3 separate regions of the Mus musculus genome follow, and all the other regions are linked to region 1. Evidence: chromatin loops called from intact Hi-C (ENCODE). Cell type or tissue: gastrocnemius. All regions are shown on one strand.

Evidence for each region. A loop is a pair of places that touch in the nucleus more often than their neighbours do. Peaks named below come from ENCODE experiments on the same cell type or tissue, not always from the same donor. Only the 100,000 strongest peaks of a DNase experiment are listed, where the experiment ranks them.
Region 2: a loop joins it to region 1, with 4 times the contacts of the local background. A loop is called at or near these places in 6 of 42 quality-filtered maps.
Region 3: a loop joins it to region 1, with 2.2 times the contacts of the local background. A loop is called at or near these places in 11 of 42 quality-filtered maps.

Annotation. Positions count from the first base shown.
Region 1 is chr11:107,272,689-107,280,688 of GRCm38, reverse strand. All of the region lies in intron 5 of Pitpnc1 (phosphatidylinositol transfer protein, cytoplasmic 1), which reads left to right. Among named protein-coding and RNA genes, the nearest start is that of Gm11716, 59 kb to the left of the region's middle. In gastrocnemius, a CTCF peak has its summit at 4,601; DNase peaks (open chromatin) are centred at 431, 4,573, 6,279 and 7,865; H3K27ac peaks cover 4,663 bases.
Region 2 is chr11:107,328,482-107,336,481 of GRCm38, reverse strand. The region is part of intron 2 of Pitpnc1 (phosphatidylinositol transfer protein, cytoplasmic 1); the gene reads left to right. Gm11716 (predicted gene 11716) reads right to left here and starts at 558. Exons shown (of 3, transcript NR_166849.1): 1 at 300-558. In gastrocnemius, a CTCF peak has its summit at 3,392 (motif pointing right); DNase peaks (open chromatin) are centred at 506 and 4,848; H3K4me3 peaks cover 1,916 bases; H3K27ac peaks cover 3,482 bases.
Region 3 is chr11:107,390,005-107,398,004 of GRCm38, reverse strand. The region is part of intron 1 of Pitpnc1 (phosphatidylinositol transfer protein, cytoplasmic 1); the gene reads left to right. Among named protein-coding and RNA genes, the nearest start is that of Gm11713, 16 kb to the left of the region's middle. In gastrocnemius, a CTCF peak has its summit at 4,345 (motif pointing left); DNase peaks (open chromatin) are centred at 266, 4,340 and 6,510.

The DNA.
Region 1 (8,000 bases):
GCACACATACAATCAATATTAAAATGAAGCAGTGTCTGTCAAACTGTTACCACCTAGGGGTCTTGATCAGGTTCATCTGTCTCTGCTAGTTAAGGAATTAAAAGGCAGGAAAAAACCTTCTACACAGATAGCAGTAGAGAAATCTCAAATGCTGCAAAAGGGAGCAAACAGAATGAGCAGTTGAAGAAAAGCTTTTATTGGGAGAACACCCGCAGGCACACAGAGAAAGAGACCCTCCGAGAACCAGAGGAGGGATTCAAATGTCAAAATCCAGTCTTTTCTCAAGGGCTGGCAGGGTTTAAAGACTCTGAAGATTTCTCATTGAATCTGGCGCTCCATGGTTTGCTAGATTGGCCAGCAGGCCCTCAGGGATCCTCTTAGCCCCACCTTGCCAGCAGCGGAATTATGCGTGTCTCCTGTCTGCTAGTCTTGGCTTGGTTCACTTGAAGAAAGGTAAGGTGGCTGACTGGCTCACAACTGTTGTATAAACATATCCTGACCTGGCCTTGAGTCCATCTGCAGGTGACCAGCTGATGGGAGAGGGAGCCCACAGGGCCTTTGTATTAAGCTGCCAGGTTTTGTCTCAGATCAGGAGGGTGAGGAAGAAGCTGGCCACCTTGGAAGGTCCCCATCTTTATTACCAGCCTTTGTTACTTAGTCCTCTATTATTATGGCCTTTCTCCCTATGTCCCAGGGAGTCTGGCCCACTCCTAGCCCCTCAGAGCATAGGCATAGTTGGTCCCTCTTTGGATTTGTAAAGCTAAAGAGAGCACTGACCTCAGGGTCAATCCTTTAGAGTTAATTGGGTTTTTTCCACAGTTGAGTAGCAATAGCACCCAATAAGGAATTTTCTCAATGGCTTAAGAGACTGTGGTTGGAAGGTCTGTGTCCCTGCCCTCCCAGAATTCTGGTTGAAATCCTACCTGAGCCCTCCAAAGGCACTAGACATGATCAGGTCTTCAGAATGAAACTGAGAAGGGTCCCTGCATTTGTTTGTTAAAAACCTCAGAAATTCCTTACCCCTTCCACCAAGGGAGATCACAGCAGAGGATGCCATCTTGTGCAAATCAGTCTTTACCAGGGCTTCCCAGCCGCTGTAATTGTGAGAGATGTTCCCCCTCCCCCCCCCCCCCATTATGTACGAGTCACTCCATTTCAGGGAATTTACTACAGCTGCCTAAACACACAAAGGCAGGAGAGGTTGTGAGTTCAGGCTGAAGTGCTCACACAGCAAATGGCACTAGGAACCGGTAGGAAATTGGATCCATAAGTCCGCGGCTGAGCGACAGAGGGTGAGCCCTCAGAAGTCACAGGGTTACTTTTGAAGCTATAGGAATGAAGAAGATGGATGAGAAGGAGCCGCTCTGAAAGGTAGAGGGAGCAAGGGGGTGTGTGAAAGTCACAGACCCTGTGGGCACCGACAACAGCCCAGAGTTCAGTGAGCCCAGCGTTTAGGGGGTCCTGAGGGATAGGGTCATGAGTAACCTTTATGACAGGAAGGTGACAGAGGGGAGCAGAAGCCAGTTTGCAATGAACCAAAGAGGAATTTCCAAGTGGCAGGCGATGAAAGGAAGGGGACAGATCGGGTTGGAAGGGGAGAGAGAGAAGAGAGACTCCTCTCCCAGGCTTTCCTTCTGGGTAAGGAACACATTCACATTCCGGGGCCTCTTCTCTGTCCCAAACACACAGCAATGATGAATAAAAATGCCCAAAGAGGGCTGGGCAGCTCACTTGGTAGAGCATGCATGGCAGACACAAAGCTCTGGGCTCCATAAACTGGAGAAATGATAGCCTTTACGTGTCACCCCCACACGCGGGAGTCCAAGGTGCTAGCCTGGGTTACATAACAAACTCGAAGCCAGCCTGGGCTACATGAGATCATGTCTCAAAAGCAGAACAAAACAAAAATGCTCAGAGACTATTCATATTTGGAACAGGAAGAGCTGAACGCATTTTTTAGAACTTGAAGAGGCACAATTGCGTATAGATCAAAGTTTACTTTGGACAGTGATGGTGGCCAGCATTACGGAGCACATAAGATCCAGGTGCTAGTCTGTGTGTGTCTCCTGTGTTAATTCCTTAGTACTTGGGTAGCCCTGGGAGATAAGCATTTAATATTGGACTAAACTGGAAAAGTGAGATCAGATCTCTCTTGCCCAAGGTCACCCAGCTAGGAGTTGAGACTGGAACAACCTGGCTACCATCTAATCGCTGTCTAACTGCTAAAAAGATACATGAAGATAAATCCATAGCTAGACACAGAGTATCAAAATAATATCTTTCAAAGTTCTTAAAGACGTCTTAGGAAGAAAGGCGGCTCATCTGGAAGGGAGTGATACATTGCCTTGATGGTGTATCTCCTTAGTTGTCTGGTGCTATAACTGAAGATCACAGGGTGGGCAATTTATAAAGAATAAAGGCCAATCTCGTTTATAGTTCTTAAGGCTAGGTTGTCCCCGGGTGTGTTGTATGATACTGTGAGGTCATGGTGCCTGCTGGGATTCACACACACGCACATACACACACACACATACATGCACGAAATTAAATAAACAAAGTGTGAAAAGGTAAATCAAGTGGGGCAGGGATGTTGCTCAGTGAGTAGAGTGCTTGCCCAGCATACACAAAAGCTCTGGGTTGATCTCAGGCACTCCATACAACCACACATACATCTGGGCACGGTGATGCTCACCACCTCTAGTCCAGTACTCAGCGGGGAGAGGCAGAGAATCGGAAGTTCAAGGTCATCCTCAACTACATGGAGAGTTTGAGGCCAGCTTAGGCTACATGAAACCCTGACTACATACATACATACATACATACATGCATGCATACTACACAAACCAGCCAGGATACAAGAAACAAATGTGAGACCAGGCTTTCTGAACATCTGGCCCTCCTTGCCTCTTCCTCTCCAGTGCAGCAACCCTAGCAATACTGGGGAAGGGATTCAAGGCTCCATGCATGCTTGGCTACGCTATGACACAACTGAGCTACGATCCCAACCCCTGGCATTAGCCCTTCATGGTAAAATACTAAAGATAAAGGACCCAACAGGCCAGAATTTGGAGGAGCCATCTCTGGAAGCCAGATAGTGAGTGTTCTCCATGATAGACCACATAGAGATAGTTGCTCTTCCAGGAAGAGGAAAAAGTCAGAGGGCAGGGTAGATACAGGGGGGAAGGGGGACAGAAAACCATTTAGCTTGTGCACGGTGGCCTCTAGCTTCAGGCATGTGGGGAGAAGTCATCTAGAGGAGAAGAAGCCAGGAAAGAGGTTTTAAGGAGCATGGTGAAGGTCAAAGGTGAGAAACTGATGACTGAGAAGAGGCTCACTTGGCAGTCTCTGCAGCCTGGCAATTTGGGGCAGCTGTGGTTGGTGGTGCCGCCAGCCTGCTTGACTGTCCTTTCCCCAGCTGGGCTCTGCATTTCTGCGTAGGAGCACAGGAAATGTTCTCAAGTTAGCCCAGGAGTTGTTTGCAGGGTGTGGGAAATGGAGTAGGCCAAGGTCAGAATGAGCCTGCAGCCCAGCCCGAGTCTCTTGGGGACCGGAGGGTTCAGGGAGGTGACAGGAAAGGTATCCTGGGATTGACCTTGAAGTTGGACTTGGAAGGGAAGTAAACAATGTCTGGGCCTCAGGAGGGGGTTGTAGCGCTAGGGGAGATAGGGGAGCACGTGAACAAGGTCAGCTGACGTGAGAGAAAGCAAAGGTCGAGGGAGGAGAAGGCTGGCCTGTGTCAATGGTGGATGGTCCAGTCCCTTCCTCAGTAAGGTCCCACTAACAGACCAAAGTAATCCCCCTGCACAGCCAAGGAGTACTGGCTGCTTTCATATCAGAGTGTGGGTGAGGGGTTTCCTATAGTTGTATGGGTGACCCCAAAGCAGCCACACTGGATGCACTTTCTGGTGTGGATGGATCATGGCTTCCCATAGCTGTATAAGATTAATGTCCCCTAGGCCATATGCAATTAGGGCAGAATCATATACACATTGCTGGAAGAAGTGCCTGGAATCTCACGTGAGGGTCCAGTGACCTCCTCACCCACCTCCTTAATGGAATGCCCAGTCCCAAAGCATGACTGTGATGGATTCTTACAAGCAGGCACAACTGATTGGATAAGAATGGTGGCTCTTCTGCTCAGAGGGTAGCGCCTCACAGTGGTTAAGGGTCAGAGTGGTCCATAGATAGCACCAGCAGGGACAGAGGGCAAGAAAGCAGAGGGTAGATTGCTGAGGGCTGTCGTGACATGCTATCAGTGACAGGTGACTCTTATAATGTGCTTTTAGGTTGTTGGATTTGTTTGTTTGTGTGTGTGTGTGTTTGAGGAGGGGGTCCCTTCTCTTTCATAATACCATTGTATTTTAATCACAGGGACCCAAAGAATCTTTGTAATTGTTTTCTGGATTGGTGATTTCAAATGTACAACTTCTTCAACATCAAACCCTTGCAGACTCTAGCCTCCCCCCTCCACCACAGCCTGTTCATGCATTTGGACAATCTGAGCAGTAGTCCCAGAACTCAGTAGTCCTCAAAGTCCAACGTCATAGCCGTTGGCTTACCTGGGAGATGGTGACAGGGCCCCACCTAATGGCCCTTCTGTAAAGTGCAAAGGGAGCTAGCAGGCTCAAGAGAGGGGAAAGTGCTCCAGCCATCACAAAGGAGGGAGTGACTTCCTCCAGGATACAGGGGCAAGAATGAGGCGGCGGAGGAGATGATGGTTCATGTCAAAGATGATAATAGCATCAGTGTCGGCAGAGAGGCAGAGATTCCTACTGGACAGGACCGAGCTTCCTGCTCCCTGGCTAAACCACATCCCCGACCCTGCTCCTCCGTTTTTAACCCCCTGGTCCAAGGTTTACATCTTCGTTGTGAGGAAAGGGAAATCTGTCTTTCCCATCTTACAGAACCAGTTTTTGGGTTTTTTGGTTATGTTTTGTTTTGTTTGTTTGTTGTTTTTAATAATAGGTTTTTTTTTTTTCCTCCTTGCAAGTTTTCCAAGGCTGCAAGAATTCCTTAAAAGACTCACACTGACAATCACATGGCCTCTTGCTTTTCAGTAACGATCACTAGGGATTCTCCGAGGTTTCGTGTCCCTCGAGGGAATGCTTGTCCACTGCATCTTCAGAACAATGGCTTTGCAGCTGTGTCTTAGGCTTTTCTACATCTTCAGGCATGAATGAGGGACATGGGTAGGTCATCTTAAATCTGGCTCAGGGCAGACTTTTAAAGTGAGAAAAGGCTGCGGTTGATATGTGAGGTGTGAGTCCCTCAAGGGCACAGATGCTGCCATCTGATCCCCCTGCAAGGGATTAAGAGGGTGGTGACATCCAGCTTTGATATTTAGAGGTAGACTTTTGAGAGGTCCTTAGGAATAGACTAAGTCTTCAGTGTGGGTCCCTGTGATTAAAATACAATGGTATTATGAAAGAGAAGGACCCCCCCCCCCCAAACACACACACACACACACCCTGCCTCTTGCCATGTAGCACTTCCTGTACTACCTGCCTCTGTAGAATTCCTGCCAGTAAGAGACTGAAGCTGCCATAGGCATCTCTAGAGAGTCACAAGCCAGAATCAACATGCCTGTACACACACAGACACACTTGAAAACAGAGAAGGCGAAGTCCAAAAGTCCTCTGATCAAAGTATCACCTCTCTCTCTCTCTCTCTCTCTCTCTCTGTGTGTGTGTGTGTCTCTGTGTGTGTGTCTGTGTCTGTGCACTCGCACATGCATGCCATAGAGGCTTCTGTATAGGACGGCTCGTCTTCATTTCTTCATAAGCTTTCTTTCCTAGCTTGCAGGTATTTCATTATAGTAACACAGAACAGGCTAAGCCAGAAGGAGCAGCTAATACATGGCCTGGGGTGGGGGGTGGAGAGAGAGTGAAAAAAAAAAAAGAGAATCTGGGTGGGAATGCCACAGTAGGAAAGAAAGTCTGGCCCCAGAGACCCAACGGCAAAGGAAATAAGTTAAAAATAAAATAAAGCCGGGGATAAACCTAAGAGCTCCTTGGCGGGATCAAAGCTGAGTGGAAGACTCTGTTCCTAGAGCCCCATGTCCGAGCAATTTATTTTTCCTAACCTCTCGGTCCCCACGTGCCTCGCCAGCCGAGATCAAGTGACAAAGGACATCTCAAAATACCCACAGCAAAAACCACTCAGCATATCTCCCAGGTGGAGAAAGATGACCGTTTTGAGAGTCTTCCTCGAGAATCACTGATAGATTTTCCAGCGTCCAGCCAAGTCCTTGGGCACTTGTCACCTGCCAGCTGGCCACTGCCTTCCAGCCTTGGACTAGATCTCTCTCCTGACTAGAGGCCCCCCACTGGATGCTTGTGGCTTTCTCTGGTTTTGCATCTTCCTCCTGGAACCCTCCCGACCTTTTGTTAATGAAGATCTTAGCGAGGGGGAAATTGCATTAGTGGCTCATAATCTTGGGTCAGGGCTCTAAATTGTGTTAGTTGGTAAGTAAGGGTAACATTGGAAGTCTGTGTTTGTGGTGAGCTATTCCCGAGGACCGTAATGGACAGTAAAATAATAAAGAATGGGCAGGAAGACGGCTCTTAAAACCAGATTTGCCACGCAGGTGGTACCAGACAGGGCAAGGCTTCTGCACTGTATCAGGATGGAAGAAGCAGAGCTCTTGGTAGGTCCCAGCGATACAGAATGATGCCTGATACTTTCAGTACCCTACATATCATCTCAGTTAACATTCATAGCAACGTATAAGCGAAGGCTCGCTGTGGATGCTCTCGTTGCTTTTAAGAGATGTGTGTCCACATATATGTGTATATGTATATATGTGTGCGTGTATATATATATATATATATATATATATATATATATACACACACTCCTGGCTCAGCAAGGGGTGGTGGAGTACTTCCCCCAACACCACACACACACACACACACACACACACACACACACACACACACACACACATATGCACACAGGCACACACATATACCTTGTCCAAGGCTGAACAGCTAATAATTGACAGAACTGGTTGCCACAGCCTTTTTTGTTGGTTTTATATCCTTTATATATACAACCCTATCTATCCAGAAGCAGATATTGTGACTGGAATAGACCTTGGAGGCTAATCTCAGAGAGATTCCTGCCCTGAAACGGAATGACTGGGTGTAAGGGACTGTGGGCAGTGAGTAACAAATGAAGGGGTTACTCAAAAGTTGAGTTGCAGGCTAGAGAGATGACTCAGTAGTTAAGAGCACTGGCTGCTCTTTGAAGGTCCTGAGTTCAAATCCCAGCAACCACATGGTGGCTCACAATCATCACGCTCTCCACAAATTCGCTCTGTGCCGTCGATCTTGTTCCTGTTGAGATGGGTGACTGGTTTTTGTTTTGTCGTTGCTGCAGTAGTGGTGTTAGGGATTGAGCCTGGAACCTGGGACATGTGGGCACCCGTTCTACCACTGAAATACATCCCTGAAGTCTTTCCTAAGACATTTTATTGATTGGTTGGTTGGTTGGTTGGTTGGTTGGTTGGTTGGTTGATTGGCTAGCTGTCTGTCTGTCTGGTTGGTTGGTTACTTTAATTAATTGGGGAGTATCTTACATCACATGTGTGGTGGTCTGAGGACAACTTGCAGGAAGCAGTTCTTTCCTTCCACCCCATGGGTCCTAGGGATTGAACTCAGGTCATCAGACCTTGCGACGACAAGCACCTTTATCCTCTGAGCCGTTTCACTGACCCTATTTATTGGTGTTTGAGACAGGGTCTCTAGCCCTGCCTTGGCTCAGACTCTCTGTGTAGGCAAGGATGGCTCTGGACTTCTGATCCTCCTGCCTCCGCCTCACGGGTGCATTTTAGGCATGTGCCAACACACCCAGCCTTGTGCAGTGGTGGGGGACCGTGCGTGTTAGGTGAGCACCCTACCCACTGAGTCACATCCCTAACCCATCCAAAGACCCCGTAAGGAGCCTCATCTATCTAATTCAGCGGGGTAGGGGAGTTTGGCAGTGCAGGCTGGAGCCCA
Region 2 (8,000 bases), 56 kb before region 1:
GTGGCGCACGCCTTTAATCCCAGATTCCAGGACAGCCAGTGCTATACAGAGAAACCCTGTCTTGAAAAACCAAAAATAAATAAATAAATAAATAAACCAAAGAAAAAAGAAAATATGAGAAACATTTTATTGAAGTTAACTGCCCAGCAAACAAGACTTGTATTAGCCTTTCCATAAGTACATTTACACACACACACACACACACACACACACACCTGCTACTGCTGTGTCTATCTACTGGCTCATTTGTGACTATTGAGAAGCTTTTCCAACATTAGCTGGACAATTCCCCGACTTACTCGCTGGCCACTGTGAAGTGTCCATTGTCCATCATCCATCGTCCGTCGTCCATTCTCCTCTCCCCACCAGTGACTTGGATGCGGTCATCCATTTCTGAGTGGGGCCGTGCTTAGAAACTTCACGCTTCAAAAGGCTAAACTAGACCATTCTGTCACAAGAAGAGACTTCGAGTCTCATCAGCTGAGTGGAGGGAAGGCTTCCAATCCAGTATCTTGGCAGGGAAGGCCCTGGACTGATCAACCGAATCTGCTTTCGTCTGCCTGGGGATACAGTACCAGGGAATTCTTGAGTCATGGTGATATGCAAATGAGATGGAGCCCATTCATCTGTTGGACGCTCTGGGTACTCATGATTTAGAAGCAGTCCAGATCCCAGCCAAATGTTCATCTGCAGGAGTTACTCGACCCTGGGTATGGCCAGAGACAAATTTCTATGTATTCTTCTCGTCTAGTCTTCTCAGCATGGAAGGTGTCAAACACACAAGGATCACCTCTGAGGAGAAGTGAAGGGCATTCGGGAACTTTTCGGAGACTATGGAAAATTCCATTTCTCAGCTCCAGTTGTTCTCGCTTATATTATTGCCGGGGGACTGTCCCCCGCGCATACCCAAATGAAGAAGAAATGTTAGAAGCTTTATAACTTTCCCTCAAGCAGAAGACGTGTCCAGCTGTCTCTGTCATGTCTGTTTTCTCTATCAAAATATACGATATTTATTTTAAAGGAGTCATAAACATTAGTGAGAGGGAAGCGGGTTATAAATAGAAAACGTGCACTTCCAGTAATAGCAACTGGAGAGATTAGCGCCGCCCTCTCCCGCGCTTCCTATGACAAACACAGGATGGAGCGTAACAATACAATGCTGAGCTTAAAACAAAGAAAGGGAAATCCTTAGTTCCCTGAGTTTAGAAGGGAATCTGAACTCACAGACCATGGAGGGCTGTGGAAGCCTGGGCCAACCATACCAGAGCAGGAGATGTGATCTCAGGCCCACAAAGATGGGGGCTGCAGCTGAGAGTCAGGCATGTGCACTGGTTTCGGAAGGCTGAGAGGCTCAAACTGAAGAGATGACCCCAGGGTTAAACGTGCATGCAGCTGGGCTGGAGAGATGGCTCAGCAGTTAAGAGCACTGACTGCTCTTCCAGAGGTCCTGTGTGTTCAATGCCCAGCAACCACGTGGTGGCTCACAACCATCTGTAATGGGATCCCACGCTCTCTTCTGGTGTGTCTGAAGTCGGCAACACTGTATCCTCTTACAGAGGATCATAGTTTGGTTCCCGGCACCCATGTCAGATGGCTCACAATCATTCCGGGTCCAATAGATTGATGCTTTCCTGGATAACCACACTTGCTGGATTAAAGGCATAAAACTAAAGTATTTTAAAAAGAAAGAACTACTAATGGAGATACTTCCACAGAGTTAAAGCTGAAGAAAAAGGAGAAGGGTATGTAGAAGAGCTTGGCAAACACCCGGAGGCTGAGCACAGCAGGTTTAAAGACACCGGCAGCAATGCCTAGCTGTCCCATGTTTGTAGTGTCAAAACAATAACAATGACAGAAGATAAGAGTCATGTTAATGTAGGAAAATGCTCCAAGGTGCTAATATAGTTTAGGGATTGAAGAGAGATGTCGACTGTTTTCATTTGTTGTTTCTAACAAATGAAAAATAAAGCTTCTAACAGGGTCTTGCTATATAGGTCAGGCCGACTTTGAACTCGCAGAGATTTGCCTGTCTCTGCCTCCCACGTGCTGGGACTAGAGACGTACACTGCCCCAAAAGGTGACAGTAGTCTCCAGAGCAACAGGACATAAAGAGTGACTTCTCAGGGAGCATGTGACCAGTTCAGAGGGGCAGGAATCATGGAAGTCCAATTTTGTTGGCAAAGTAAGCTGACGCGTCCACTCACTTCCCTGCATGACCTAGTTGTGCCCGTAAAATGAGACTGATATTCAAGGTCTTTCTTGTCTGTTCAAAAGGGCCACCATCTGCTTTTGAGAAAGGGAGTGGGTTCCCGAATCATGTTTTCCTGAATTGATTAATGCCAAGGTCATACTTATATGAGCGAAGACCAGTTGTATAAATTATCTCCTGTCAGTGTTTTATTTATGGCTGTATAATAGAGGGACCTCCCGGGACAGAAACAAAAAAGGAGAAAGGGGGAAGAGAAACGGATGACTGGAGGGAGATGAGTGCCGCCCGCTCTGTGAGAGTTGATAATGGAATTGAACAAGATCAGTGGTGAACAGCAAAAGTATAAGAACCTTAGTGATCGGCCACGCACCTACCTAGCATGTGCCCTGGGTTCTGCCTCCAGAATTACAAATAAAAATATCACACACATTAATTAACTAAGGACACTTTTTAAATCCTATATAAAACATAAGTGTGTCCAATCCCCCAGAAAATAATAATAAACCATCATCCAAATGTGGTCCCTAAATCCATTATATTATCATTAAATAAATCCTCTGGTGTACTTCTCTGCACTAAAGCCGAGACCCCAGCACTTGGTGGTGAGGAGGGTAGGAGGGACAAGCCATCTTCCCAGCCCCAACAGAGCAGAGCTATCCTGAGACCCTGGAGAGGAACTTACCAGCTACTCAGTGTGAGAGGCTGCACAGATTAGACTTCCAGTCAGCAATGTAACCAAACCTCTAGTTCACTGCATGCATACATACAAAAATAAATTATAGATCAATAAAACTCCTAAATGTTGAAAATGGTATCAAGTGCAGATAAACATTCTTTATTATTAGCGGATTAGGATAAAGCTAATAAGACATAAAGACAAGGATTGGTGATATGATAGCATTAAAATTGAGAGCACCTACATAGCAGAGAAGAATTACAAACTAAAAATAAACCTTTATATAATAGAAGACACCTAAATTTAAAAGTCTATCTCTAACTAGAAGAATATATCTGTAATGTTTGTAGAGCGAGAATTCTGGTATTTAAATTAATAGGTCTTTCTCATCTTTTTAAAAAAGACTTATTTGAGTGTGTGTTCCTGTGTGTGTGTGTGTCTGTGTCTATGTGTGTGTCCCCGTGTTTGTCCCTGTGGGTATGTGCACATGAGTGCAGTGCCCATGGAGACCACAAGAGGGCATCAGTTTCAGATTCTCAGGTACTGGAGTTAAAGGTGGTTGTGAGCTGTCTTATGTAGGTCCTGGGAAGTGAACTTGGCTCCTCTGCAAAAGCACTCTGTATTCTTGACCAAGTTTTGTTTTGTTTTGTTTTGTTTTCCATTTTTTATTAGGTATTTAGCTCATTTCGTTTTGTTTTTAATTAAAAGAAAAACAACATAGAATCCATGGTTTGAAAGTTGAGAAAGGGGTTGGAAATTGGACTCAAAGAAAAGGAAGTATGAATAGTACATACATGAAAAACACTGGCTTCAGAAGGAGGCTAGGAAACAGATTCAAGCAAGGGCATCTCTTTCCACACACATCAGAGTGACAAGAATTACAGTCTGGTGAGTCTTGGGATTAACAAGGATGTGAGAACACAACCCAGCTTGGAAAACTGGAGGGAGCTGTACAGAGCTATCACCTCTTTACAGGACCGTTGGCAGCGATGGGGAAAGAGGAAAGTGTATTCCCATCTCCGTCTATCTCACAGCAGAACCCTCTCGGAATCACCGTGCTGTGCACAAGAGACAGGCGTCACGCCATCCATCCCACGCCGGCTGCAATGGAAAATAAACTAAAACTATCCAGAGATCTCCGATGGAAATACGCTGTGGTGTCGTTGCCTGGTGGAAAATTCCACTGTGCGTTAGCTTTAATGAAACAGATTTACTCTGACAAATTTCATAAAGTGCAATAGGCAAGCTATAGAAAAATGAGCAGCCAAAAAAAAAAAAAAGAAAGAAAAGTCTGGCTAAATAGCTAGATGGTATTCTTACCATTCTTTTGAGAAATCTATAGCTAGGAAGGATTATGAGTCTAAAATTCTCATTGAGAAGCTTCAATTAGGAAAACTTCAGTCATTTTGCATGAAAGATCATCTTCTAAGATGAAATTAAAGAGGGACAAGTCTTATCTTTGGATGCCCAAATACTGCTTATATGAGAACAGGATAAAGGAAGGGCTAGAGAGGTATTAGCCATGCCAGCCTCATGACCCAAGTTCAGTCCCCATAACGAGCTTTTAAACAAATAACAACAAAACAGGCAGGCGTAGCAGCAGGCATCCATAACCCCAGAACACCTACAATGTTGTGGAAGGCAAAGAAGGAGCGATCACTTGGAAGCTTGCAGGCCAGGAGCTTGTAATACATCAGCAGAAATGAGAGAGATCCTTCTTAATACAGTGGTTCACAAGAACTGACTCCCACGCACAAGTTAACCCTGCCGTCCTGACAGTAGACAGCCCTACACAACACACACACACACACACAATCATTAAACAACCAAAAAATAAATGGGATGAAGCATTGTTGCTTTTTAATAGTATATTTGAAAATAAACCAGGGATTGGGCGGGGAGGGTGCTGGAGTGATGTCTGGGCTGTTAAGAGCTCTGGCTGTTCTTCCAGAGGACCTGGCTTCAATTCCTAGGACCCATATGGCAACTCCAATCTGCCTGTGACTCCAGTTCAGTGGATCCAACGCCCTCACACAGACACATATGCAGGCAAAACACCCATGCATAGAAAATAAGTTTTTAAAAACTCAGTGATTTGGGCTGATGTTTCAATAGGAAGCAATTATGCAGTATATACACATAAAATAGATTGTGTCTATGTGTGCATCTATTAGACATAGGAGTGTAGACATTACAATTGGGCGTATCCACTAAAGTAAAGAATAACGTGTATTCGTCCACCTCCGTTCTTTCTGTCTGTTCATCAGTGGTACAGTTGAGAGCCTTTGAATCAGTTTTGTAAACAGCTGGACGATCCCACCAGATGGTGCATTCTGTTGGACAACCCAGGACATACTTTATTATGCCCTCCTTTTATATACTCACAATATGTCTTAGACATAATCTTGACTTTCCCTCTGCACACGTGAGTAACCCAAGAGACAGTGTCTAATCAGTTTCCTTTCCAGAAGTGAGTTGTTTTAGCTTCCTTTGGAGGGTGAGGGGGGCATTCTGCAACTGTATTTGACATTCAGCTGGTTAGTTCTCATCTACAATGATCATCTGTAAATTTTTTAATGTGGTCACAGGCACGCAAGTTACCGATGTGTGGAACTTATATGGTGAATTCTCATCCTCATTACATTTTCTCAATAAACGTACTTGTATGCAATAGAGAACATCCCTCATTCCCTGGGCCCATATGTCTTTATTGAGCCTGGTGTCAATGCGCACATCTTGCATCCTCCGAATGTCTTTGAGTGCCCGAGGATCATGCTTCTTGAAGCCCGCTCCATGGATGCTTTTGTGAATGTTGATGGTGTTGTCTCGGGTCACTACATCGTTGATGGCAGAATGGCCCTTCTTCTTCTCAACACCCTTTTTTGTAGGCCATTCTGCCAGGTCTAAGTTGGAAAGGACCTTCGCATCCTTTTAGACCTAAGACTTTTACTCACTCGGAAGAGATACACCCATACTGGGCTAGAGAGATGGCTCAGCCATTAAAGAGTAGGCTCACAACCAAAAATAGAAGAGATAAGCCCTTATCTTTTTGTAAGTGTGTATGTATGTATGTATGTATGTATGTATGTATGTTTGTATGTATTATGTATGCTAAAGTCATTATTTTAGGCCCATATCTTAGCAACAGGAAGATATGACTTCACAAAAGGGAAAGGAAAAATTGATATGTGGACAGCTTTTCATAGAGGCCTACTCCTCTAATCCCAGTGCTCAGGAGGCTGAAGCAGGAAAATTGAAAGTCCAACCAGGCTAATTAGAACCTGTCTCAAAAGAAATTCATATATCGGGGGCTGGTGAGATGGCTCAGTGGGTAAGAGCACCCGACTGCTCATCCGAAGGTCCAGAGTTCAAATCCCAGCAACCACATGGTGGCTCACAACCATCCGTAATGAGATCTGACTCCCTCTTCTGGAGTGTGTGAAGACAGCTACAGTGTATTTACATAAAATAATAAAATAAACCTTTAAAAAAAAAAGAAAGAAATTCATATATCATACAAGCAGGAGTTAGTAAGTAAGATGGATTCCCATAATCACAAAAGAAAATCAAATCCATTGCTTTGTGGCAACGCGTGGCCTTGAGCTACTCCATGTTGACCCGTGGTCTGCATGCAAAAGTCATATGATTGTCATGTGTACATGTAACCTCAGACTTCTTTGGTTTTGTTTTTAAAGAATTATTTATTTATTTTTATGTATATGAGTACACTGTAGCTGTCTTCAGACACACCAGAAGAGGGCATCAGATCCCATTACAGATGGCTGTGAGCCACCATCGTAGTCGCTGGGAATTGAACCTAGGACCTCTGGAAGAGCATTCAGTGCTCTTAACCGCTGAGACATCTCTCCAGCCCCTCAGACTTCTTGGTAATCATAAGTCGCCTACCTGTGTGTTGAAATCTTACACATGCAATCAAGTATACAGCTTTGTGGGGAGTCCTTTAGGGGTCAAGGCATGGTTCTTGTTTTCTGATCAAGGGAGGGCCCATGGCTGATTGGGTTGAACATTTGTGAATCTGTCTGATTTTTTTATGGGTGTCTTGAGGAATTTTGTCTTGAAGGACAGACTGCCTGTAGCTATGGAGTCCTCGGTACCCATGTCATAGGTTCTATTTGTACATGGACTGTCCTGTGGACCTGAGTTAACAAACGGGCAGAGTGAGTAGATGCTTCTTTGTATCTATCTGCATGGGTTTGGAAACATTGCCCAGTGTATCCATGGGCATGCCTGGATATATTCAAAGCCCGTGTAACCAGGGCCTACTCTTCAGCTAATGTAGAAAGAAGAAAATTGCTCAAAGGGGAGATAGATTGAGCCATAATTATTATTACCAAGCAAATCTCAGACACTCATCTCTCAGGGAGCAGTGCACTTTGGCTGATGTGTAAGGGATCTATGGGGATAAATGGAAGACTGGCCAAAAAAGCAATCTGAGGTTCTATCAGTGAGGCTGCCAGCAAAAGAAAGTCTGTTGTAAGCAGAAAGGACACTTTACTGGAAGGATGTTGGGGACCCACAGAATTTTCTGGAGTCAAATGAATGGGCAGGAATAAAGGCAGCTCCAGAATGGGCCAAGAACCCGGGATGACAGTGGCCTTTAAGCAGAACCCAAAGGTATCTTCTGTGACCTGCCCCCACCTCTGATGCCTCCAGCCTTCACTACCATAATTGCTGTGGATAACTCCCAACCTCTCCATCCTTCTAGCCCTTGTTCCAAACCCAAACTCTGTGATGTACAGACTGCAGATTAGTTGGCTGAACACAGAATCATTTCGTAATGACATGATAGTGGAAGGGGCCGTGGATGGGTAGAAAGATGTCTGAAAGGAGGGTAGAAAAAACAGGCCACAGGGAAGGAAGAAAATATAGTGTGTGAATCTCTATATAAGAGAGAGAGAGTGTATGTGTGTGTGTGTGTTGTGAGGGGGGATTGATTGATTGATTGATTGATTGGAGAGGGTGATGCTGGGGTGAACTTGAACAAGGAGCAATGGTCTGTGTGTGTGTGTGTGTGTGTGTGTGTGTGTGTGTGTGTGTGTGTATGAAAATCTCACGATGAAACTTGTATTTTTGTACACTAACTACACACAGGGC
Region 3 (8,000 bases), 120 kb before region 1:
GTGCTGGGGATCAAACCTGAAGCCCCTCATCTGCCAGGCCTGTTCTGCCCCACTGAGCCACACCCACCTGTAGAGAATAGGCCTGGGTGGTGGTGTATAAACCCCTTTAAGTCTCTGGTTTGATTAGACATACATACAGTCTCACATGGCTCAGGCTGCCTTCTGGCTTGCTAGATAACTAAAGATGTTCTTGATCCCGGGCCTCCACGCCCTGCACACAGGCATGCACCACTGTGTCTGGCACTCGGGGAAAGAGTGTTAGATTCCTTGCTTTCTGCACCTCTGACTTCAGTGGGACCCTCTGGGGTTGCTAGAGGCATGGTGGCCCCCAGTGCTGGGCAGCAGCCAGAGCAGGAGGCCAGTACAATTCTGGTGTCTTTCAGCTACTTCCTTCCAAACGCATCGGGAGGCAAAGAAGGCTCAGCAGTAGTAATTAATTTTCTCTCCCCGACAATCCAATAGCCAACCTGGTTCTAAAAAAAAAAAAGTTTCTCTTACAGACAAGACTTTGACCTTAACTTTTTGCAGGATTGTAACGGGTTATCCGTTTACTCACGTTCCCTTAAATGCTTCGGGGGCCAGGTTTTCTTCCATTCTACCTGAGAAGGCTGAGAAGGCCCTGAGCCACCAAGGAGAAGTGTTTATGAATTTCAATTTCTTTCCAGATCCAAGGTCTGGGGGGGAGGACAGTGTGGACCAATCCTACCCACCTTACCCCCTCCTCTCTCTGTCCCTTCCACCTTCCTTCCCTTCCTTTGTTTTTTCCTTTACATTTTTAAAAAATTGACTTTATGTCTGTAGGGTGCATATAGCGGAGAACTGATGTCATGGGTCTGGTGGAGGTCAGAGGATAACTTCCGGGTCCTGGTTTCTGGAGATTGAAATTAGTCTGTCAGGATTGGTGTGAGCATCTTTCCCTGTTGAGCCATCTCCCTTGCCCCTCCTGTTCGTTTTTATTTGGGTTTGGCGTGATTGGCGTATTCTTTAAATGGAGGCTTTCCCAGGCTGTTGAAGCGGTGAACCTTGGGACTAGGTATTGCTCTCCCCTTAGCCTAACTTGCCTCGTTGGGACCTAGTATGCTTTGCTTGTTTTACATGCGCCCTAAGCAGGTTTATGCTATGTGTTGTCAGGACTCGGGGCAAACACCAAGTTCTGTAGCTCAAACATGAAGTCCTTTCGAAATGCAGAAAGGGGTGTGCTATGTGTTTGGGTCTTGTCAAAATGTCCCCATGCTCTTGGAATCAAACAACACCTACCCAAGGAAGCCAACCTGGTCTGGAAGGTGTTTCCTAGGACAATATTAGAAAGCAGTAAACAAACCCTCGCTGTACACCTGAGATGGTCCTTGATGTGAGTCTCTAGAGACATCCCAAGGTCTTAGAAATGAGCTGAACAAGGCTGGACATAGTGGCATGTTCCTGGAAACCCAAGGCTTTCAAGGCTCAGGCAAGAAAAGGAGCCTGAGGTTTTGATTCTAGCCTGAGCCTACATAGTGAGACCCTGTTTCCAAAAAATGAATTGAAGGACGGACGGCTCAGAAGATTAATGTAAAAAGCTGGGTGTGGCTGCCCCTGTGCGGGGCATCCCAGCCCTATAGAGAAGGGTGGGAATGGAGGGAGGATGCAGAGGGAGGAGCCCACCAGCCTGGCTCCAGGGTTTTTGAGGGACCCTGTTTCAAGGAATAAGGTAGAATGCTAGAACAGGACACCCCTTGTTCTCCTCTAGTCTATGTGCATCTGTATGGGTGCGTGCGGGTGTTCATACCCAGGAACACACAAATAAACACTAAAATTTAAAAAGGTTCAATTCATTCAATTAAAAAAAATGTAATAAAGGCAGGCTTGTGCTCAACTGGACAGGATCAATTTCAGCTTCTATAGTGAAGTATTAGCACTACTGGGTTCATTGTCTTCGAGATGCTCAGTGGGCAATAGTGCTTGCTGCTAAGCAAGTCTGAGGACCTGAGTTTGACGGTTAGAATCCGCCCAGCCAGGGACGAATGCTGACTCGCCGAGGCTGTGCTCTGACCTCCACTTGTACACCAAAGCTTGTGGCAGCCTCCTGTCTGCCACACACAGAAAATAAATAAAAATGTAATAGAAACTTAAAAGAATTTGTAGGCATAGTTAAAACCTCCCCAGTAATAAATAAATATAAATTTTAAAACTGTGTGTATCTATACGTGCGCATGGATGCAATTGTCCACAGAGTTCAGAAGACGGTGTCAGATCCTTCTATAGGTTTTAGGCAACTAGGAACCACCCAGTGGTGGGTGCTGAGAAAAGAACTGTGGTCCTCTGCAAAGAGCAGCAAGCAGTCTTTTTTTTTTTCCTGGCTTTTCGAGACAGAGTTTCTCTGTGTCCTGGAACTCACGCTGTAGACCAGGCTGGCTTCGAAATCAGAAATCCACCTGCCTCTGCCTCCGGAGTGCTGGGATTAAAAGCGTGCGCCACCACGCCCGGCTCACAGCAAGTGTTCTTAAACGCGCTCCCCCCACCCCCCTCCAGCCAGCTCTCCATCCCAGTGTGTAGTTTTGAAGAGAGGCTTCAGGTCCTGAAATCTGGCCTCTGGCATTAAATTCCCCAGTGCATCTTGCCTGCAGCCCTCGCATCAGCTGTCCAGTCGGCTCCTACTTCTCTCTATCCTTCCACATTTACTAAGTGGAATCCTTCCCTTCATCTCCATCTATCTACTTATCTGATCATTGGTTTATATCAGAATGGTCCCACAAGTACTTATTTTATTCTCTGTGTGAGAGATGTTTTTAAAACAGGCAAGCAGCCTCCCTGAATCGTGTGGTGGGATGTACCTGGGAAAGCATTGGATCCTGGGAAAGCCGCAGTAGACAGTATGTGTGTGTGTATGTGGGGAGATTCCTAAGGCCAGCCAAGATGGGATGCAGAAAGGAAAGTCAGCAAGGGCGGAATTGTGGGAAGGTCCACATCAGAGAGAACATGGAAGGGGCGAGTGTTCATTTACTTCTGTCTTCTCAGAGATGAGGGTTTACTGCGACCAGGATGGAGAATTGACTTTTGTGATATAATGCTTGGTTGGAATGCCTGGGTCCTGGAGTGGTGTTTTTGTGCCTCAGAATAGTTAATTGTGCTGTCTTGCACACTTGGGAGGGCGGGGAGGAAAGGCTTTCGGCAGCATCCCTGACCCCTGACTCTTGGATGCAATGATCACCATCTCATGTCTCCAGAGGTGCCCATCACAATGTCCCCAGACAGTGTCAGATGCTTCTGGGCTGACTTCCTCCCCTGCTGGTTTTCCCGTCTGCATCCCATCTTGGCTGGCCTTAGGGGACACACACACACACACACACACACACACACACACACAACCAGATCATCCATACTAAGACCCATGGGCATGAAATAGTTCACACCAGCCTGCCAGTCAAGACCATTCTTCAGGAGCTGTGTAACTTGCTTTTTGTTGTTGTAACATACCTATACCTATACCCACTTAGTGTGTGCACAGATGGCTCGTACACACATACACACCCAGAGGACAACTTGTAGAATGCAATCCTCTCTTTCAACCATGTGTGCTCCTGGGGTCAACCTCAGGTCATTAGGCTCAGTGGCAAGTGTCTACCCACTGAGCTGTCTCACCAGCCCCAAAGTTGTTTTCTGAGACAATGGAACCTTGGCAAGCTAGCAAGCCTGTCTCCTTTTTCCTAGCTACCGTCCCCATCTTTGCCCGTGGTTTCTGAGGAGCTAAACTCAGGTCATTGTGTTACATAGCCAAGCAATTTACCAACTGAGCCATCCACTCCCTCATGAAAGACCTTGATTTCTTGGGGGGGACAGTTGATGGTTCTCATAGCCTTCATCCAACCAAACGGGGAGACACGTTCTAACTCACAGACGGTGTGAAGTGATTCCAAAAAGTGCTTCTGTGTGTGTAGCCTCTCTGATTCATGGTGGGGGGTTGTTTTGCTTTTTTCGTGGTTTCTGTGTGGGCTTCGAGAATTGACTGTGGTTGTTATGACAGTTGGGGACACAGAAGCACTTCTCACCCGTTAGTCGCTGAAAGCCTGTTTGGTTTCAGTCCAACACAACGCCTACCAAGCTGGGTGTACATTGGTTTCTACTAAAGTCATTTCCTCGGACAGCTGGGGGACGTGAGGACTTTTTAACTCTCTTTACGACTCTCATTTGTCTTCGAAGACATTGCATTTTGGCCTAGGGTGTTTTTCCCCCCTTCTTTTTCTTTTCCCAGTTGTTCAGTATTTCTGACGTTGCCATTTCAGATCTAGCAAAGGTGACAAAGGTTAAGGGAGAAGCCAAGGCTGAGGCCTGAGGGACCATGTGCAGCCATTGATGCCATCTGTTGGAGACTGGCAGAACTGATACCCTTGGAGCACAGTAGATCTAACTGCCAGCTTAGAAATCAGACCTTGAGGAATTAGCAGAGCCACGGAGAGCGCTCCATCATGGAAGTGTGGGTCTGTAAAGTCAGCGCATAGTCACTGTTTGTGAAATTTGATTATTGAGGAGCACTAATGAAAACAATGAAGACGGTCGCACACAGCGGTGACAAGATTCTCTCTTCTTTCAACTGTCACCCATTTATTTCTGCACCAATCAAGTTAAGCCAAGGTATTCCTATTTCTGATGATAAAAGCTGAGATTCTGTGGCTGGCAATGATAAGAGCACTGGCTGGCAATGGTGAAGTCATGGGTTTGATTATCTTCAGTACTCCACAAACCCTGGCTAGGTGAGGCACACAACACTGGGGAGGTAGAGGCTGGAGGGTTCAAAATCCAAAGTCAGCTTAGCTACATAGTGTGTTCAAAGCCAATCTGATAGGCCTAAGACCATGTCTCAAATAGATGAACAGACTCACAGATGGAGCCCATGCCTAGTGTGGAAGTTTAGTTTCCCAGAGCATCACAAAGGGAAAGCCAAATAGATATCGAGGCAGGCCAGGGAGGTATGCGCCTGTAATCTAGCATCTTGGAATGTAGATGCCAGAAGGAGCTTGAGTTCTAGGCCAACAGCAAAACCTAACTCAAGTAACACAAACATAAAAACAAAACAACACTAAAAGGTCCCTCCTTAATACCCAGACCAAATCCCATGGTATCAATGGTTAATGAGGCCAGCCAAGGTGGCTTAGCAGATGGCTTGCCAGTGAAGCTGGTGACCTAGGCTCAAGTTGTCCTTTGGCCTCAAAACTCATGTAATAGCACACATAACAGTCACAGAGTAAAAATAAGACAGTCAGTCCAGCCAGTTGGTCCTTCATTCCAGCTATAGATAAGAATCCGTAGAGAAGTGTAAAGGCCCAGGGGTGGGGCAGGAGGGTTGGCTCAGCTGTTGTACGTGCCAATGTGAGCATGAGTTTGTAGGTTTGACCCCCATACAGGTAGAGTTGGCCAAGGGAATGGAGACAGTTGGATCCCTGGGCTCCCTGGCTGGCCAGCCTAGCCTATTTGGTGAGCTATAGGCCAGTCAGAGAATCGAAGAATAGGTGGCACCTGAGAGATAACCATCTAGGTTGACCTCTGGTCTCCACATAGATGAGCGCGCGTGCGAGCGCGCGCACACACGCACACGCACACGCACACGCACACACACACACACCCTCTAGATAGACTGGTCTTCTTGAGCCTGCGCTAGGTCATGAGTGTCCCTTTTAAACCCTTTTGACTCGGCCTCTCGGGCGAAGAAGTGTTGTTATCCAAAGTGTGGCCCGAGAACTCAGAGGCATGCGTTACTTGGTAAGAACCTGAGGGTCTCAGACTCCACCCCGGATCAGAGTCTGCATTGTGGCAAGACCGACGGGTGAAGTCTCCACAGGGCATCTATCTCCTCAGAGGCCTGGCTTAACCGTTACCACTCCTGTGGCATTCAAAGCCCAGTTTGCATGACCTCCACTGGGGACCCTGGTCTCCCATTGGCCTTCAAGACTGTAACAAGAAGAGAGGTGGGAGCTCCCTTCTAAGTCTGGCTCATAGCAGCCTAGTGTTTCATTCCTGGGTGCGCCATAAGGTAGTCACCGAGCCAGGGCTGTGGGCTGCTTCCAGGTTCCTCCTCTGGGAGAGAGGTGGCGGGATGGAATGATGATGGATAACACAGAGGTGGCTTTACCTTCGGCTCAGCGGCTCCTTTTGCCAGAAGCAAGGAGACAGAAACGGTTTTTTTTTTTTGTTTGTTTTTTTATTATTATTATTTCTAAATAGAAAGTCTCGGGCTGGTGAGATGGCTCAGTGGGTAAGAGCACCCGACTGCTCTTCCGAAGGTCCGAAGTTCAAATCCCAGCAACCACATGGTGGCTCACAACCATCCGTAACGAGATCTGACGCCCTCTTCTGGAGTGTCTGAAGACAGCTACAGTGTACTTACATATAATAAATAAATAAATCTTTAAAAAAAAAAAAAAAAAAAGAAAGTCTCCTGAAAGTGCTTACTCTTGAGTGTAAGCGGGGAACTATAGTATAGGTGCCTGTCTGGAGTTGGCGTCACTCCTAAGGCCTCTAGGCCGGGACGCCCATGGCCTCAGCCAAACCCATCTGCTGCCTTCTAAAAGAGAGAGATCCTTTCAGTCCCCGCTTCTCCCTGCTCCCTGCTTCCTTTTCCCTTGTTTAAAGATGTGTCTTTATTATTCCTAATCATGTATGGGTGGACATGTGGGTGTGTGTAAGATTGTCCAACGCCTCTGGCCTCCCTCAAGGTACAGTTGCAGGAGGTCGGGAACCTGTATGTAGGTGTTAGAACGGAAACTGTCCCTGTCAGAGCCGTATGTGCTCCTGAGACCCAACATTTGAGCCCTGATCCTTCTGCCTCCTCAGACAAGGTCACCTGAAGATCACCTTGAACTCCTGAATCTCCTGCAGCCTGGGTGCTATGATTCAGGCAAAGACCTTCCTCGTATGTGGGGCTCTTTTTAGCTTAGTTCTTAAACTGCAGTGTCAGGGCGGGCTTTTCTAAATCTGTGTTTTCAATCCAGTAGGTCTTAGATGAGACACAGGCGTCCCTGTTCTGGGCCTTTTGGGGAGATCCAAGGCCTTGGCCTCTTCTGCCTTTTTCTGAGTGTGGGGTTGGGGCAGGAGAAGGGTGTTGTCTCCTTTCCTCTGGCTCCTATACAGCTTCCAAACTTATTCCTGTAGGCAAACAACTCCAGCCCAAACTTTGAGAAACAAGCGAGATCTGTCTCTTGAAAGGACGCCCCTGAGAAGAGCCCTCTGTGCCCCACCCCTCTTGGGAGGTCTGTGTGGAAGTGCCCTGGAGAGACCTGGCACTAATTATTCTCACAGAAACCATTCAGTAGTTGCCACCCATCTGAGGACCCCACCCCCACTGCACTCCTTTGAATTGGGAGGTTTTGAAAGGATCCAAACTGGGCTCAAGACTTGAGTCTTTTCTCTTTTCTTTTTTTCTTTAATTCTTTTTTTTTCTCCAACTTTTCTCATCACCAGAGCTACTCCTCTGTTGCCCACAGCAACCCCAGTGGCTGGTTGGTACCTCAGTATGGATGAAGGCAGCCAGGATACCTGTGTTGAGTGATGCTGAGCCATTCACCAGAGCCACAAAAGAACCAGGTTTCCCCCATTCCTTCCGAATTCCAACCACCATCAGCATTTAGCCCATCTTCCCTCCGAGGCAGAGACTCCGTCTGTCCCTCCGTTCTCCTCCTTTGGAGGAGTCTGTTTACCAACAGTGCTTTGTAAACTCTCACACGTTCCCTTCTGTTCACACGTTCCATCCACACTCACACCCTGGCAAGCCTCCGGGAAGGGTTTCAGCTTCAGGCTTTGCACTCCCGTGAAACCAGCAGACAGCCCAGGGCAAGGATGCTGTGATACAGCTAGCAGCCATCCATGCCATAGACTGGGTAGCCAGGGTGCAGGATTTTCCTCTTTCTGTCACAAGAATATGGTTTGTCAAAATGAAATGGCAAAGTTGTCATGGAAATAAGCCACCAGCTCTCTGAACTGAACTAACCCTCGGCGGGGAGGAATGCCTCCTCTATTAATACGTCTTATCC